Regions from separate parts of the Homo sapiens genome. Here region 2 is linked to region 1. A link is a loop called in an ENCODE intact Hi-C map of the cell type or tissue named here. Cell type or tissue: heart right ventricle. All regions are shown on one strand. Links, peaks and the distances in the headings refer to the core of each region. The heading gives the core; the rest is flanking DNA.

Region 1 (8,979 bases), core at 2,404-7,403:
ACTGGAGTCCCAGGAAAATGAATAGCTTATCCAAACTGACAGTTAATAACCTTGGACGTAAGTCTACTGACTTCAAAATATATGAGACCCCTGTTCGTTTGGTTTTATTTATTTATTTTTAACTACACTGACATCAACATGATTATGAAGCTTCCAATATGGCACATGGTTCATTGTGGATGCTTAAATATCGGTGCTCTTTTCTGTTTGATCTTAGACAAGTAGGTCATATAATACCACTGCTCTGTCTAGAGTTAGCCAAGCATGTAGGTCATTCAACTGTGAAGCACAGTGGATCTGCCATTCCTTGCAGGTTCATCTCATAGGGTATTCCTAACAGGGTAGACCTCATGCATGGGGTAACTCATCACATTTTTTTTAATGCAGTAAAGAAGTGTCTGTTGATGGTGCGTGGGGATCAGTAAAGCAGCTATGACTTCCTGAGAGTGAGATCTCAGAAAAGAACAGCCTCAGGAAGTGTGAGAGTCCACTGTGGGCAAGCGGCTGTCCAGGTCCACTGTACCTGCCAGCTAGCTGTGTTATTTCTATCATCACCAGATTAGAACTTCAGAGTCAGGATTTGTCTGTGTGTGTCCTGGAGGGAATCCCAGGGATGATCTAATTTACTCCCATAATTTTTCAGATGAGAAAATTGAGACCCCAAAAGGTAAAATGGATAGCTAAGTTCACGTGATGTTAAGTGTAAAACAGGAAATAGAATTCCCCTTGTTGAGGGTGGAAGTATGTCCAATATTCCTTCCCAACCGCAGCCAGCAGTCCAGGGCCTGGGCAACACTCACAGCTCAGTAGCAGGGGTGAGTGCCTGCTCTGAGGTCCACGGTGGCCAAAGTGAGGCCATCAGTGTGTAGAATAGTGTGGGGCTGACCCCTCCCACATAGAGCACTATTACTGTACTCACTCTTGGAGGTGTGCTCCTGCATCCACTCTGAGGCATCTCAGAAAGAGTAGTTTCACCCACGGCAATTCAATCTATGACAGCAGGTCATTTCTCATCTTCCCATAAACAATCGGAATCAGAATTTGAGAAACAAACATTCATACAACATGCCTTATATTCCAGATAGCAGCTCTAGTACTTTTCACACATCCAGTATCTTATTTAATCCTCTACCTTATTTAGTTATTTAATCAGACTACCCTGTCTGGGTCATTGCCTCCACTCCACAGGGGGAGAAATGTAGGCTCCCAAAAGTCAAGTGATTTTTTGCCCTGCTAGGAAGTGGATGAACAACCAACGGAGACTGGGGTCTGTGTGATTCCAAAGCCCAGACATCTTGAGGCGTTTCTAGATAGAGCAATGTGCTGGTGTTGATGCAATCCAAAGAACAAGTGAAATTCCTTTTTTCCAGTTTGTGATTTAGAGCAAAGGCAGTTGAAGGTTTTGTTGTTGTTGTTTAATTAGGGACTAATATTAGAGTAAAACTGCAAAATGAAAACCCAAGCTGATAAGTCCGTGGAAAAATGGATACTTAGGCCATATTTATATATCTACAGTCAACATTTAGAGAGCCTAGATTAATAGAGCAAACAGAGTAATGGTGATTACCCTGGTAACAAAATCTCCATTAAGCCTTGCTTGAGGAGAAAATGAAAAGCTTGAACATCTGTCAGGTTCAGCAAGAGTTCACTTAGGATCAAAAGAGTTATGTGCTCTTTTTTCCTTATAATCAAAATTACCAGAATGAGAACAGATCATTGTCTGGGAGCTCCGTGGTTGAGAAACCCCACTAGGGTCCACGAAACAACATGGAGTGACTTATGTCATCCGCACAACCTCTCAGGGTCAAATCAAGGCCTGGCTCCCTGGAGTTTCTTCCCACACAGAACAAACCATTGCCAGAAATCTTAATGTGTCATTAAACCAAATTTAGCCCGTGGTTTCAGGTTCACTTTTAAAAGGAACTTGTTAGCACATGAGTTGCATTTGATAAGCAAAGCCATCTGGCATTTTAAAAATTGCCCTTTTTGCCTTACCAGATGAAGAAAGAGTGTCCAAGAAGTTGGAGCTATGTCAGATTTTCATTTTCCTTCTCTTCTTGGGCAGAACAGTTTAAGCCAACCATCTCACATTGGAAGAATAGCAGCTCCAGCCCAGCATTTATTGGAGCTTTCCTCTTCCTGGCTAGTACCTGCCATCAGGTTGGTAATATTTTGCCATCCTTCATAGGGGCATGGATAGACATACATGCACCTGCTAAAGGCAGTGCTGTGTACTTTTTCTTTTTCAAAACATATTATTTGGCAATGTGTTTTTTCATCCAATAGGATATTTGGGGGGGATTTGTTCATTCCACAAAAATCTACCTTATCATATCTATCTCATATCTGAGATTAGAGCTGCTTCCTCCAGCTTGGGTCTCAGAGCAAGAACACACCCAAGGCTGACCAGAGCCGACCTGCAGCCCCCGCACGGAATGGCTGAGAAAGAGGCAGTTACTGCCGTAACACACTGGAATCGTGGGGTCCCTCAATACCATAGCAAAGGCGGAAAATGGCAACCAAATCCTGAGAAGTAGAATTGCTGAGTCTTAAGTCCATTCCACAAACACTTTGAAGAGAGATGTTTTGAATATACTGTTCTGGATTCTGGAGATCATAGTCGTAAACAACAGTGAAGGAAACCAAGTTCCCCAAGTTAGGGTGCTTACATCTTGTGAATATTATCCTTTTTAAAGTTTTAATAGGTGCTTAAAAAATTGCCCTTCTCTCTACTATTTGTTGATAAAGATAGAAAGAGGGAATTCATGGTGCTTTCTCTTTCCAGATTTTCTCTTCTATTTTCCAATCTTTTAAAAAAAATTCTCACTCTAAGCATGGGCTCAGCAAATCTGGATGTCAATCAACCAGCTCTTTCCCTAGGAGCCCCTGGCAGCCAAAGTGGATGCCTGTGGAGTATCCCCTTGGCAGCCCTACCCTTCAGCTTCCCTTTGACTTCCCTCCTCTGTATAAAGGGCAGACTTGGCTTTACTACACCAAAGTGTCACACACATGAGATTACGGAAGGTCATTGTTTACATGGCATGAATCCTAGGTGGGAGCGGGTCCTTCTGTGGTGGCATGGCCATGCTAGGCTGTGAGCCCATGGCTATCTGTGGAGTGGGACAAGTGGAATGGCCAGCCTGAGAGCCACTGGTGGGGTGGGAGTGTGGAGAGGGGAAGACCCCGACTCCAGAGCTCATCCTGGCGAGGTCAAGATGCATCATGGAGGTGGGCATAATGATCCCAGCCCCTGCTTGCCTTCCAAGTGACACACTTTTCCCTAGCCCCTTCCTGTCTGTTCTGTTCTTCAACATTGGTGTCTTGCTGAGTCAGGGCCCCATGTGGAAGTACTTGCCCGGGCTCCTGATACCTTAGTTGGGGCCAGCTACCCGTCTCAAAAAAGACAACCAGTCTTCAGAACATGGAGCTGATGTCCCTTTAGAAACTCGCTGCTGCTTCTTAGGGGCACTGCAGGGAGGAGGGAATGTGCCCGGCTTACTCTGGAGCCTAGAAGGTAGCACTTATTTTGAGAGTTAAAGGAACTTTCCCATTGTTCATTGGAAAAGCTGAAGCATATAATGGCTGGTGAGCACTCCTGGCTAGGGGCCTCTGAGTTGAATCCATCTTCTCTTCTAGGGCTACATGTATCTGCTGGGCTGGGTCTTCCTCTGGCTCCAGCCTTTATTTCCAGGCAATTACCTCCAGCTCTTGTACTTCCCTGGTCTGCTTTTCCCACTTGGTCTATGTCTATGCGGCCTCCTGCTGCCATATCCACGAGGGTTATGACCAACATGTCCCCATGTTCTTGAACCGCCTGCCTATAAGCATCTTTGGAAATGTGGCACCCTCATTTAACAAAGTACACCCTCCAAAAGTCAGGCACCACCATGCAGTAAACAGCAGCAAACATAAGCACTCACTTTTTGCATGTACTCTTCAAAAAAATGTGCATGTATTGGCTGGCCTCGGTGGCTCACGCCTGTAATCCCAACACTTTGGGAGGCTGAGATGGGCAGAGATCAAGACCATCCTGGCCAACATGGTGAAACCCCATCTTTACTAAAAAATACAAAAATTAGCTGGGTGTGGTGGCACGTGCCTGTAGTCTCAGCTATTTGGGAGGCTGAGGAAGGAGAATCGCTTGAACCTGGGAGGTGGAGGTTGCCGTGAGCTGAGATAGCACCACTGCACTCCAGCCTGGTGACAGAGCGAGACTCCATCTCAAAACATGTCCATGAATTAATCTTCACACAATCTTATACAGTTAGCTGGTATTATTACTCCATTTTAAAGGTGAGGAAATTGAAACACAGAGCAGTTAAGTACCTAGCCCAAGGTCACACAGCTATTCAGAAGCTTATCTAGGAATCAAACCTAGATGTGCTTAATCCAGAATCTGTGATCAACACTATTTAAACGCAACCTGAAGAAGGCAACTAGTGTAGGGGTTAGTATTAAGGAAGTAAACTCAGCAGAACTGGCTCATTCCTAGATTGGAAAAGAGTGAGGGTGAGGAGGCAATGAAGAATGATCCTGAGTGCCTGGTTTAGGTGGAACCATCTGGCACTTGTCAGAGAAGAAAAGAATCAAAAGGCAGAGTCACAGGTGTGGGAGATAACAGGCTGAGCATTGAGTTCTGGGGCCCGTGGGACTGCACGTGGATGGCTTGCAGGCTCAGCTTTGGCCTAGGGAGTCAGACCCTGCCTGCTTCTGGGCCCCAGAGCCACCCCCATCCACTTGTGATCTGGGAAAGTCATTTAACACCAGGACCCTTGTTTTCTTATCTGTAACATGGAGATGCTGGTAACTCGTGCCTCATAAAATCACTTGATGTGGGTGAGAGAGAAAGCTAAGTGTTGATGACAGTGTGGGCCTGACCGTGCCTGAGTAAGCCCCATGGGAACACAGCCGTGGTGGGAAGCAGCTTCCCAGCAGCCCTCCCCGCCATCGGGAGAATCCCCTGAGGCCATGAGAGGGTCTCAGGGAGGTGGACGGCCCATCAAGTGAGAACCGAGGGCACTGTGCACTCCTGAATCCTAGGACTCCTCTTAGGTAAGCCTTTGAGATTTTACTTTGTTTTGGATAAACTGATTCTTCCAATATATATATATATATATATATATATATATATATGTATATCAAAATCTCACTAACTTAGCAAAATTATAGTTAGATAGTAAAAATAGGTTCTAATTCTCTATAGCACTGAGGGTGAATATAGTTAAGAATACTTTATGTTTTCTAAAAGCTAGAAGATTTTGAATGTTCCTAACACAAAGAAATAATAAATATTTGATGTAATAGATATGCTAATTACCCCAATTTGATCTATTTTATATACATATAGAAATGTCACTCCATATCCCATAAATATGTGCAATTATTATGTGTCAACTGAAAATAAAAGAAAAAATACCAATAAAATATGAAACTTGATTTTAAAAAAATCTTACACACTTAGTAACAGCAAAATAACTGAGTGGTAAACATCATCTTATGTCTGCCCTAGAACGTCAGGAAATAAATTCTGAAGCTAGAAAAGGGATTCCTGCATTTCTAAGAGTGTTGACGTTACTATCTGGACCAGCCAGCTGCACTGAGAGGTGGTCCTACTGACTCAGCACGTGCTTGAATCACAGGGTTCAGGTGGTAGATGGGTGAGCGGCACTGATTTCAGATTAAAACAGCAACTCTCTAGAGACCTTATTTCTATTAATATGTTCTACTGCTGGGACTGACTACAGCATCTAACAGGCCACTTCACTGTTTTGTTTTAAAGATTTAAAACAGATCAGAGTCAAAGCTTGCATTCTTTGACCCTCTATCTGGTTGATGATTCTGAGTAAAAGGAGAATGGGTGTGACTGACTCAGCTCCATGGGACATAAAGCAAGATAAAAATGAGGGCACAATGGAAAACAAGTGACAGCAGTGAGAAGCAGAGCATCCTCTCTGCTGCGAAGCATGTTGTCTGTGTCGTTGGCAATGCTGGAGAAGCTATTGGACAGAAAGGGGAACTAAAAAAGTGTGGCTCCCACAGTACATCCAACTGGGCTTGTTTAAGACACACACATAAAGTGCTGGACTGGAGGGAAATTGGAGACTATGTGGCCACACACTTGCACCAACAGCCAGAATGGGGAAGTGGCCTAGTGAAGCTTAGCTGTGCAGAACCGGGTTCCCAGCTCCTGATTCCTGATGCCAATTAATTCCTAGTAACCAGGTTTTATTTGTATTTTGTTCAAAGCCCTCCTTCTCTGTGCAGCATCCCTAGGCCCTCTGTCCTGGAGGGGTGCCTTCCCCTCTGACATGGCACTACCACCTGTCATCTCTGCCCAGCCCGGGCTGGGCACTTTCTTCAACCTTTTGTTGCGGCCACTTTCCTTGACTTTCATCTTCTAGAGTGGGAGATTGAAGGGATGAGAAAATTGCAGTTCAGAGATGTTAAGGAGCATATCCAAGGTCAAAGCCCACTTGAAAGAGAATTTGTTGAGGTCCCCAGAAAGTTAGCCACTACTTGCTTTTGACTCCCCTGCCTACCTGACCACCTCTTCTCTGAGTACACAGAGTGGCTCTGAGGAAACTGCAGGTGAACCCCACCTGTGCCAGCCCCTGGAAGCCACCAGTCTGTTTTCTGATATAATGATTTCGCTTTTTCCTTTTTGGTAAGGTTATATACATGTATTTATATAGCCATTTGGTCTTGCTTCTTTTACTGAGCAAAATTTATTTAGAATTTTCTTCATTGAAAAGTTTTTACCTGCAAATTTAATGCCTTTAATAGATATAGGACTACTGGTTATCTATTTCTTTTTTTAATGAGTTTTGATAATTTTAATCTTCCACGGAATTGGTCTATATCACATAAGTTTCCAAAATTATGGGCATAATGATGCTTTGTGGATTCTGTTATTATTTTGTAATGTCTGTGGGATCAGCAATGATGCTTCCTGTTTGAGTCATAATATTAATAATCTAGGTTTTCTTGTTTTCTTTATGATCCTCACTACAGCTATGGCAATTGTATTGATCCTGTTTTAAGAACAAGATTTGTTTCCTCTGTTGTTTTTCTGTTTTCTGTTATTAATTATATCAACCTGCTCTAATTTATTCTATTTTATTCTTTCTGCTTGTTTTAGTTTTAATTTTATTCTTTTCTCTAGTTTCTAGTTTTCCTAAGTAGAATATTAGGTTAATAAATTTAAATCTTTCTTTCTAATATAAGGCTTTAATGTTATAAATTTCCCTCTAAGCACGCATTTAGTTGTATTCCCCCAAATTTTGATATGTTTTATTTTCATTCTCTTTTCATTTTTTAAATTAATACACTTTTTAAGAGCAGCTTTGGGCTTACAGAAAAATTAAGCATATAGCACAGAGAGTTCTATCTATACCTATTATTCACCCAAACACACGCACACACGGTTTACCCTAGCTTTTTTGTTTGTTTGTTTGTTTGTTTGTTTGACATGGAGTTTCGCTCTTTTGCCCAGGCAGCAGTGCAATGGCGTGATCTCGGCTCGCTGCAACCTCTGCCTCCCGGGTTCAAGCAATTCTCCTGCCTCAGCCTCCCAAGTAGCTGAGATTACAGGCATCTGCTACCATGCTTGGCTAATTTTATATTTTTAGTAGAGACAGGATTTCTTCATGTTGGTCAGGCTGCTCTCGAACTCCCGACCTCAGGTAATCCGCCCACCTCGGCCTCCCAAAGTGCTGGGATTACAGGCGTGAGCCAGCACGCCCGGCCAGTTTACCCTAGTATTAACATCTTGGATTAGGGTGGTACTTTTGTTACAGTTGATAAGCCAATATATACATTATTTTAACTAAAGTTCATAATTTACATTAGGATTTATTCTTTTTATTGTATATTCTACGGGTTTTGACAAACTTATCATGATTTGTATTCACCATTACTGTATCCTATAAAAGAATTTTACTGCCCTAAAAATTTCTGTGCTGTAACTGTTTATCTGTCCTTTCCTTCTCCCAAATCCCTGGCAATGACTGAACTATTCACGGTGTCTGTAGTTTTGCCTTTTCCAGAATATCAGGTAGTTGGAATCATGTAGTATGAAGTCTTTTCCAATTGGCTTCTTTTACTTAGCAATATGCATTTAAGTTTCCTTTATGTATTTTTACAGCTTGATGGCTCAAACTTTTTATCACTGAATAATACTTTTTTACTTTTTTCACTGAATAATAATTCAGTATATGGATGCACCACAGTTTATCCTTTATCCATTCACCTATTGAAGGACATCTTGGTTGCTTTCAACTTTCGGTAATTATGAATAAAACTGCTAAAATATTTGTGTGCAGGTTTTTGTATGGACAGAAGTTTTCAACTCATTTTGGTAAATACCAAGGGCTATAATAGCTGGATCATATGGTAAGCATATGTTTAATTTTGTAAGAAACTGCCAAACTCTCTTCCCAACTGGCTGTGTGGGAAGTGACCGTTTGTATTACCAACAATGAATGAGAATGCCTGCTGCCCCTTATCCTTGCCAGCATTTGATGTTGTCAGTGTTTTGGATTTTAACCATTTTAATAGATGTATAGGAATAGCTTACTGTTGCTTTAATTTACAATTTTCGAATGACATATGATGTTAAGAATCTTTTCATATGCTTATTTGGTGAGCTGTTCATATCTTTTGCCTGTTTTTTCAAATTGCTTTGTTTTCTTATTGTTGAGTTTTAACAGTTCTTTGTGTATTCTGGATGCAAGTCCTTTATCAGATCTGCAAATATTTTCTCCAAGTCTGTGGCTTCTCATTTTATTTTCTTGACAGTGTCTTTTACTGAGCAACAGTTTTTAATTCTAATAAAGTCCAACTCTTTTTTAATTTTAATAAAATCCATAAAATTTTGCTTTCATAGATTGCCCTCTTGGCAATGTATCTAAAAAGTCATCACCAAATTTAAGGTCACCTAGATTTTCTCTTATTCTGTCTTCTACAGGTTGCATTGTTCTG
Region 2 (8,979 bases), core at 2,001-7,000, 48 kb after region 1:
TAGACGTTTTTCAACAATACTTCCTCTGTGCTGTGCTGGTGCCTTCTACTAATTACTGTTTGCTTTTCTCATCCCTGTACCAGCAAGAATGCCACCTCCCTGAACACTACAGGATGTATTGTGTACTTTTTCAGTATCCCCTGCCGGAGCTAATCTCTCTCCTCAGTGCCCCCCATGCCCAGCCTAATCTTCTGTGTCCCCTCCCACCCAGTATAGTGACTTGAGCACAAACTGTGGAAGAGACAGTCAAGGCAAGACCAGTGTCACAGCGAGACCAGTGTCACGGCAACAGGCAAATGAGCTGAGTGGTGCGATTAGACTCTGAAAGCCTCGGCTTCCATGTGTGTAAAATGGGTTAACAGTAACTTCCTCTTGGGATCCTTATAAGGACTTAGTGAGGCAGCCTATGCAAAGCACACAGCCCAGCAAGCAGCAAGCATTCAGTCCACAGTAGCTGTTAGCAGCAGTCGTAGCAAGAGTAGTAGTACCAGTACAAGTAGTAGTGTTAAAATAGAATTCCGTTCCAGCAAATCTATTAGCTGGGACTCTCAGACATTCTTATTTGGTTTCCCATCTCCCTCTCCTTACCAGGAATTGGGAATACATGTCCTTCCAATTTTTCTCAGTGCATGATTATTTCTTCCTTTGCACCAAGTCATCTAGGATAGGAAGGCCGTGCAGATTAAAGCAATCACACACTGAGCACTCCTGCATTCTGTTTATTTGGGTCTCTGGACATTGCATTTGATTTTTACCTAACTGCTGGGCCATGCTCCCATCATTTGGAATGGACAGTTTGGATTCTAAGGAAGATGATCAGCCACTTGTAAAGTGGACAGCTTCTCTCTTAAGGTTTTTCTTTCATTACCCACTAACCTCACTTCTGTTCTTTTTCTTTCTTCCCTATTTTTCATAAAGCATTGCAAATAAAAAGGTTAGCACAGCTCTTTTTCTCTTCCCTGATTCTCCATCCTTACCACTTGTGCTTGTCATATATTTCACTTATGTGTATGTAATAAACTTACAGTGCATTGTTGTTAGAAGCATATAAAGTTAATGTGTTGGCAGCCTGTTACCTTGTAGGGAAACTTAAAATTATAAAAATATTTTATTTCACCTCTATTTCACTTTTCCCCCAAATTTATTTATTTTTTTAGAATGACATAGAATTTTATGTATTTATTGTGTATAACATGATGTTTTAAAGTACACATACATTGTGAAATGGTTAAATCTAGTTCATTAACAAATGTACTGCCTCACAGTTATTTTTGGTTTTTTCGTGGTAAGAACACTTACTGGCAGTATCCCCTGCCAGAGCTAATCTCTCTCCTCAGTGTCCCCACGCCAAGCCTAATCTTCTGTGTCCCCTCCCACCCAGCACAGTGCGCTCCTAGCATTTTTTAACAATATCATTATTACTATAGTCACCTTGCTGTATAACAGAGCTCTTGAACTTATTCCTCCTGTCTAACTGTATGTATTCTTTGACAAACATCTCTCCAACCACCCTTCCCCATACCCTTCCCAGCCTCTAGTTACCTCCTTCCTACCCTCTGCCTCTATGAGATCAATATTTTTAGATTACACATATGACTGAGATCGTGCAGTTTTTGTCTTTCACTTCTGATGTTCTTTATATCTTTGTGTAGACCCAAGTTTCTAATCCACATCACCTACCTTTCACCTGAAAAACCTCCTTAACTTTCTTGTAGAATATGCCTGGGTGCAATGAATTCCCTGTGTTTGTTTGTCTGATAATATCTTCATTTCTCCATAACTTTTTAAAGCAACCTTACTGAGATAAATTTACATACCATAAAGTTCACCCATTCAAAATGTACAATAGTTTTTGGTATATTGATAGAGTTTTGCAATCATCTCCATAATGTAATTTTCAAACATGTTCATTCCAAAATGTCCCAAAAGAAACAATGCAAAGTAACTCCCATCATCCCTGCCTTTGGCTCCCCCCACCAGTCACTGGCAACAACATATTTATTTTCCTCTATGGACTAGCCTGTTCTAACTATTGCATATAAATTAGATCATAAGACAAGTGGTATCTTATAATTAGCTTCTTTTACTTAGCACATTTTGAGGGTTCATCTGAGTTGTAGCAGGTATCAGTACTTACTTCCTTTTTTATTGCCAAGTAATATTCCATTCTAGATATATCACATTTTGTTCATCCATTCAAGAATTAATGGGCATTTGGTTTGTTACCACTTTTTGACTACTATGAATAATGCTGCTACAAATATTCATGTTTAGATTTTTGTGTTGACATTTGTTTTTGTTTCTCTTGGGTGGATATTTAGAGGATAGAAATTGTCAGTTTATATGGTACCTGTAGAGTCAACATTTTCAAGAACTACAAAAGGATTCTCAACCGGGCGTGGTGGCTCATGCCTGTAATCCCAGCACTTTGGGAGGCTGAGGCGGGCAGATCACGAGGTCAGGAGATCGAGACAATCCTGGCTAACAAGGTGAAACCCCATCTCTACTAAAAAAATACAAAAAATTAGCAGGGCATGGTGGCGGGCACCTGTAGTCCCAGCTACTCAGGAGGCTGAGGTAGGAGAATGGTGTGAACCCAGGAGGCAGAGCTTGCAGTGAACTGAGATCGCACCACTGCACTCCAGCCTGGGTGACAGAGCCAGACTCCGTCTCAAAAAAAAAAAAAAAGGAATCATCCAAGGTTCCTGGACCATTTTACATTGCCATCCCCAATGTATAAGAACTTCAATTTCTCCACATCCTCATCAGCACTTATTATTGTCTGTTTTATTTTACCTATCTTAGTGAGTGCAAAATGGTATCTCACTGTGGTTTGACATTCCCTTCTCTAATTAATAATGTGATATTGAATGTCTTTTTATTTGCATGTTAGCCATTCATATTTTTTTGGAGAAATAACTATTCAAATTTCTTACCCATTTGTTATATGGGCTATTTGTCTTTCCTTTATTGAACTGTAAGCATTTTTCATATAAATTTTTCATAAAAATCCCTTTATGGATATATGATTGGCATACATTTTCCCCCGATTTGTGTGTTTTCTTTTTCTTTTATGCCCTTTACAGCACAAACTTTTTTAAAAAGTTTAAAATTTTGGAACTTACCTATAATTTCAGAAGTCCAACTTATCTATATTCCCTTTTATTAGCTGTGTTTAGGGATTATATCTAGGAAATCATTTTTAAAAGCAAGATATTGAAGATTTATTCCTGTATTTTTTCCAAAAATTTTAAAGCTTCGCTTTTACATTTAGGCCTATGATCCACTTTGTGCTAATTTTGGTATATGGTATGAAGTAGGGATTACAAAGGACCATGAACAGCCAAAGCGATCTTGGGCAACAAGAACAAAGCTGTAAGCATCACAATACTTAATTTCACATTACAAAGCTGTAAGTAATCAAAACAGCATGGTACTGGCATGAAAAAAGACACATGAACCAATGGACTAAGATAGAAAGCCCAAAAATAAACTCACACATTTATGGTCAGTTGATTTTCAACAAAGGTGCTAAGAACACACGATGGGGAAGGGACAGTCTCTTTAATAAATGGTGTTGGGAAAACTAGATATTCACAAGCAGAATAATGAAATATGACCTTTATCTCACATCACAAACAAGAATAAACTCAAAGTGAGTTAAAGACTTACATTTAAGACCTAAAACTGTAAAACCACTGAAATAAAACATAGGGGAAAAGCTCCATGACATTGGTTTGGGCAATTATTTTTTGGCTATGACCCCAAAAGCACAGACAACAAAAGTGAAAATCAGACAAATTGGATTAAGTTGAACTATAAAGCTTCTGCCCGGTGAAGAAAACAATCAAAGTGACAACCTACAGAACAGGAGAATATATTAGGACATCAGACATCTGATAAAGGGCTAAAACCCAATATGTAATAGATAAAAGGCTAATATCCAATATGTAAAAGAAACCCCAGCAACTCAATAACAAGACAACTGATTGTTCTACATGAGGATACCCAGTTGTCCCAAAAACATTTCTTGAAAAGACTATTCTTTCCACACCGAATTGTCTTGGCTCCTTTGTTGAAAATTAAATAAGTATAAATGTAAGGGTTTATTTCTGGACTCTGAATTCTATTTGTTTGATGTATCTATCTGTCTTTATACCAATGCCACACTATCTTTGTTACTGCATCTTTGTAGTAAATTTTGAAATTGATAAGTATGAGCCTACCTACTTCCTTCTTCCCATCATAGCCTGAACTACTTTTTCAGGTTAACTTTGGAATGCCCTTGGCAAAGAAGAGGGGTCCATTCAGATGACTGGACGCATGTGACCAAGGTGGTTGGGCACATGGCAAGGTGGTCTTGATACATGTGCCCAAGGTGGTCGGGGCACATGTGCAATCCCAGCTGTGATCCCAGTATAGCCTCCTGAGTAGCTGGGACTATAGGCACATGCCACCATGAGGGGCCGTAGAATTTTATTTCTGGTTTACACTCAGGTAATTTTTGTATTTTTAACACCGACGGGGTTTTGCCTTGTTATCCAGAATGGTCTTGAACTCCTGACCTCAGGTGATCCACCCGCCTTGGCCTCCCAAAGTGCTAGAATTATAGGCATGAGCCACTGTGCCTGGCCTGATTCATGTATTGTTTTTGACAATGTCCTGCAGTATGAATTGTTCCAAAGTCTGATCCGATTGAACCCAGGCTCCTTGGCAAGGGCAAAGAATTAGCCTCTCTGGGGCAGCATCTCTGCACTGTGGTGCAGAACCTAGGTGGAGGAAGGATTTTGCTTTCTTCCATCTACCTCACACAGATCCTCTGTGTGGCAGGAGCTGTGTGTGGCAGAGGCACTGGTGCTGTAACCCAACTGCTGCCACGTCACCCACTATGGGTCTTTCACAACCTGGTCAGAGGAGATGAGATGGGCTGATGTCCACTGGCTGCCACCTCTGCCTGGAGCAGAGCTTCCGCCTTAGGAAGCTGGGAGAGATGGGAGGTGTGACTAACAGCCATGCCTGCTGAAGTGGCTGTCCTGCCACACAGATGTGTGAGGGACGCAAGGGCTGTACTCTTTGCCAGCTGCCCCTCCCAAATCCTCCCTACAGAGCAGGAGTTGGACGTGGGCAAATAGGCAGCACCCAGCTGCTGGTGTTCATGTGATATGGGCCTTACTTTGCATGGAGCTGTGAAAAATGGTATTTCTCATGTTCAAGGGCTGGCAAGACCACCTAAAGTAGCTCTTCCACCTCCAGGAGCTGGGGAGATGACAACAGCTGCTCATGTGCTGAGGATACACAGTTGCTCCATGAGGCAGAGTTGAGGGAAATGGGTTTAATTCCTCCCCCATATGGCATAGCCTCCCACATTTCTGTCATCTAAAAGACCATCAGGATGGCTAAATGGTAGAAAGGAGAGCTTGATTGGTGATGTTTATGGAGAGTCAAACTCTGTAAAATATTTGAAGAGATGTACTCTAAGCCAAAAAATGGATGACCTCAGGAGAACTTGAGAACATGTGCCCAAGGTGGTCAGGCACAGCCTAGTTTTATACATTTTAGGGAGACATGAGACATCAATCAAATACCTGTAAGATTTACATTGGTTCGATCTGGAAGGATGGGACAACTCAAAGCAAGCAGGGTTCCAGGTCATAGAAAGAAATGTCTGGATTATGATAAGGGGTTGTGGAGAACAAGGTTTTATCATGCAGATGAAGCCTTTAAGTAGCAGGCTTCAAAGGTAATAGATTGTAAATGCTGGTTGAATTTTCCTGAATTCCAAAAGGGAGGATGGTATAATGAGATATGTTCAAACCTGCTTCCCATCATGGCCTGAACTACTCTTTCAGGTTAACTTTGCAATGCCCTCGGCCAAAAGGAGAGGTCCTTTCAGATAACTGAGAGGCCTTAGAATGTTATTTCTGGTTTACAGTGTTATCAGTTTGGAAACTGCATCTCAAGCATGGACCACAGGTGCTCTCTCTTTGAAGAGGGGGAAGGACAGGTTGGGTTTTTTACCTCACAGGTCCTGAATCACACAATAGAGAGAGACAAACGTCTTCAGGAGGTTTGGGGAAAAGCTGTACCTATTCCCGAGGGGAGCCAAGCACATTCACAATGGGTAAACATATATGTAACATACGTCCCATGCTCACTTTGGGGTGGGTGTTAGCATTAAAGTGAGGTGGAATTTGGGTCTTTATTTCAAAAGGGGTGAACTATAGACACAAAGACAGTTTGTATGCAGTCTCTAGAAGCTGCTGAAACTGGCTTAAGATCTGCAGTCGCTTATCAGGAAAGAGCATCAGTGAGGCCAGTCCTCTGTCCATTCAGAGCTGCAGTGACCTGGGTTGTAAATCAGGGTTAAGAGGGATCTGATCATTTGCCTGCTAGCTCCCATTCTTAGAGAATTTAACAAAAGTGTGGGTTTCTTGTAGCCATAGGAATTTAGGAAGATGCCATGCCAGCCAAGCTGAACCCTCCAGCCATCATTAACTTTTGTTTCCTTAACCTTAGTGTCCATCATGGTTGATGAAGGGGAGTCTGTTTTGGTCTCTCAGATCACAGTTCTTACTGAGTTTCCATAGGTTTCATTGAATAAATGGTTCTCAGCTTGCTATATATAGTTGTCAATTAGTTATAATCCCTTGATTAGACCCCCAATGATGTTGAATGATGTATATGCTAATCTTACCAACTTAATATATGTTTCTCCATGGGAGAAGTTTCCCTGAGCCCCGCATACCATAATTGTTGACTGCATTTTGTCTTTATTATGATTTCCTTATGGCACCTTTTAATAGAGTAAGATTAATAAAAGCCAGAAGCATTTGCAATAACATTTTTAATGTTACTATATAAAGCCTTTATCTCATCCATCTGGGCCACTGCTTCTGGCATTTACTTTCCTAAATTGTTACAATTTCCCCCAATCCAACACACAAACCCACATCAACTCCTGATATTTGTAAGCCCTTGTGTTGTATTCCCTGTGTAATTTGAATCTTCTCCTGCTCCAGCTGTGTCTTGTCTCTACTTGGGGTACAATTAATAGCAGAGCCAGTCATGTCCTACCAGCATTCCTTTTATACAGGCTGGATATATGTGTGAGTATAACCAACTTTTTATTTCATTTTATTTTGCACAGTGCAGCACTGAGACCTTAGAATTTTTCTGCTAATAACTCTCAAGACTTCTTTGCACAGCTACTTTTAAGATAGTTAACCTATAATTTTTTATCTTTACTATGTTATTATTTTTGATAGGATTTAGCATGACTCCCAAAATATATTTTACACTGGCCAAAAAGAAAAAAAAACCCTCTAAATTGTTTAAGGACAAACGTATTTCTAAAAATTTATTTTTCAATTGTTACATTTCTCAGTGTATTCATTTGCTGGGGCTGCTGTACCAAAGTACCACAGACTGGGTGACTCAAACAACAGAACCACATTGTCTTACAGTCCAGATGCCCAAGATGAAGCCATCCACAGGGTGGTGGTGCCTTCTCAAAACAATGAGAGGGACTCTATTTCATGCCTTTCTATTTCTGGTGGTTTGCTGGTGATCTTTGGCATACTTGGTTTGCAAAGGCATCATTCCCATTGTTGCCTTTATCTTCATATGGTGTTCTCCCCTGTGTGGTATCTGTGTCCAAATCATTTCTTCTTAAAAGAACACCAGTCATGTTGGATTAGGGGCCCAGCCTACTCCAGCATGGCCTCATCTTAACTAACTATAGTTGCAATGACCCTGTTTCCAAAAAGATCACATTCTGAGGTACTGGGTGTTGGGATGTCAACATATGCATTTTGAAGGGATAAAATTCAAGCCATAAAAATCAGCAACTTCATATATATATTTCCCTAACTTACTTTGTTTTATTTTCCAGGTCATTGACTAACAACATCAACAATGAAATGAATCTGAGAAAACAGGAAATTGAGAGCAAGAGAAAAAAAAGTTAATTATACTGATTTTGTATAAGACCCCTTTGAACACATTTTTAAAAAATCAAATAGAAGGTGCCCAGGTCCACTGTGCCTTGTGAATATTTGTCTTGTATATCCTAGAGATCTACGCATTCATGTGGGAATTGAAAAGGACCCACATTTTACTAGAAGCATCGTTCATTTTTGCCTCAAAACAATGCCCACATGTCAGAAGAACTTTCACAATTCACAGGAACAGTGACCTAATTAACCAACCATAAAATTGCCAAATCCCTACTTCTCATTGTTTAATATGCTTAGAAAACCCATTCAAATTGTGAATTATCAAGTGAGCTTACACTGATAAATAGATCCAATATTTAGGAATTTTTAAATCTTCCATTCCTTTTTTTTTTTTGTCTTTTTAAAAATAGAACATTAGAATATGTCCTCCAGGTTTTAGAGATGGGGGAGACATGCTTCCCTTTATTTCTCAGTAACTCAGCCAAAAAAAATCTGGAGAGAATGCAAAGACAGCTACTGGAAACTTTGAAAAGTAGATGTGAGCCCATCAGGGAAGAGCTAGAGAATCTGAAATCTACTCGAAAAAGTGAGTTTGATACTTTGTGTTCCTATCCTAACTCCACACAGCCTGAAACTTGGAAGTGAGCATGATGGAGTGGATACAGTGAGATGCAGAAGAAATCCTCCAGTTTGGGCTGGAAGGGAAAAAAGAGACCCCTAAAACTCAGAGACAGTGGAAGAAATTCCTGGTGTTTTTTTCTTCTCTTTTTCTCTGTTCTTCCACATAGCAATTTAGTATTGACTACAGCATCTCTGTTACAATGATAGCACCGAAATGTTGTAACCATATGGCCTGCAAAGCCAAAAATACTTATCTGACCATCTACAGGAAAAGTTTGCTGATCTGGATGAAATATTCTGATACTAAATATTCCATTTTGTGAGTATACCACAACTTAACTTAAAAATCTACCTCTAGTTGGCTATTTAGGCTTTTTGTTTGTCTGTTTTCTGGCATTATAAA

What was found. Hi-C counts contacts between places; a loop is a spot of excess contacts. Peaks named below come from ENCODE experiments on the same cell type or tissue, not always from the same donor. Only the 100,000 strongest peaks of a DNase experiment are listed, where the experiment ranks them.
Region 2: a loop joins it to region 1, with 2.4 times the contacts of the local background. A loop is called at or near these places in 7 of 110 quality-filtered maps.

Annotation. Positions count from the first base shown.
Region 1 is chr15:26,390,193-26,399,171 of GRCh38, forward strand. LINC02248 (long intergenic non-protein coding RNA 2248) reads left to right here and starts at 4,865. Exons shown (of 6, transcript XR_001751453.2): 1 at 4,865-5,052. In heart right ventricle, for the core only: no CTCF peak of the experiment used is centred there; no DNase peak of the experiment used is centred there; H3K4me3 peaks cover 1,138 bases; H3K27ac peaks cover 1,381 bases.
Region 2 is chr15:26,438,538-26,447,516 of GRCh38, forward strand. It overlaps LINC02248 (long intergenic non-protein coding RNA 2248), which reads left to right. Exons shown (of 6, transcript XR_001751453.2): 2 at 7,892-8,895. All of the region lies in intron 5 of LOC105370740 (a long non-coding RNA gene), which reads right to left. Among named protein-coding and RNA genes, the nearest start is that of LINC02248, 48 kb to the left of the region's middle. In heart right ventricle, for the core only: no CTCF peak of the experiment used is centred there; a DNase peak (open chromatin) is centred at 4,975.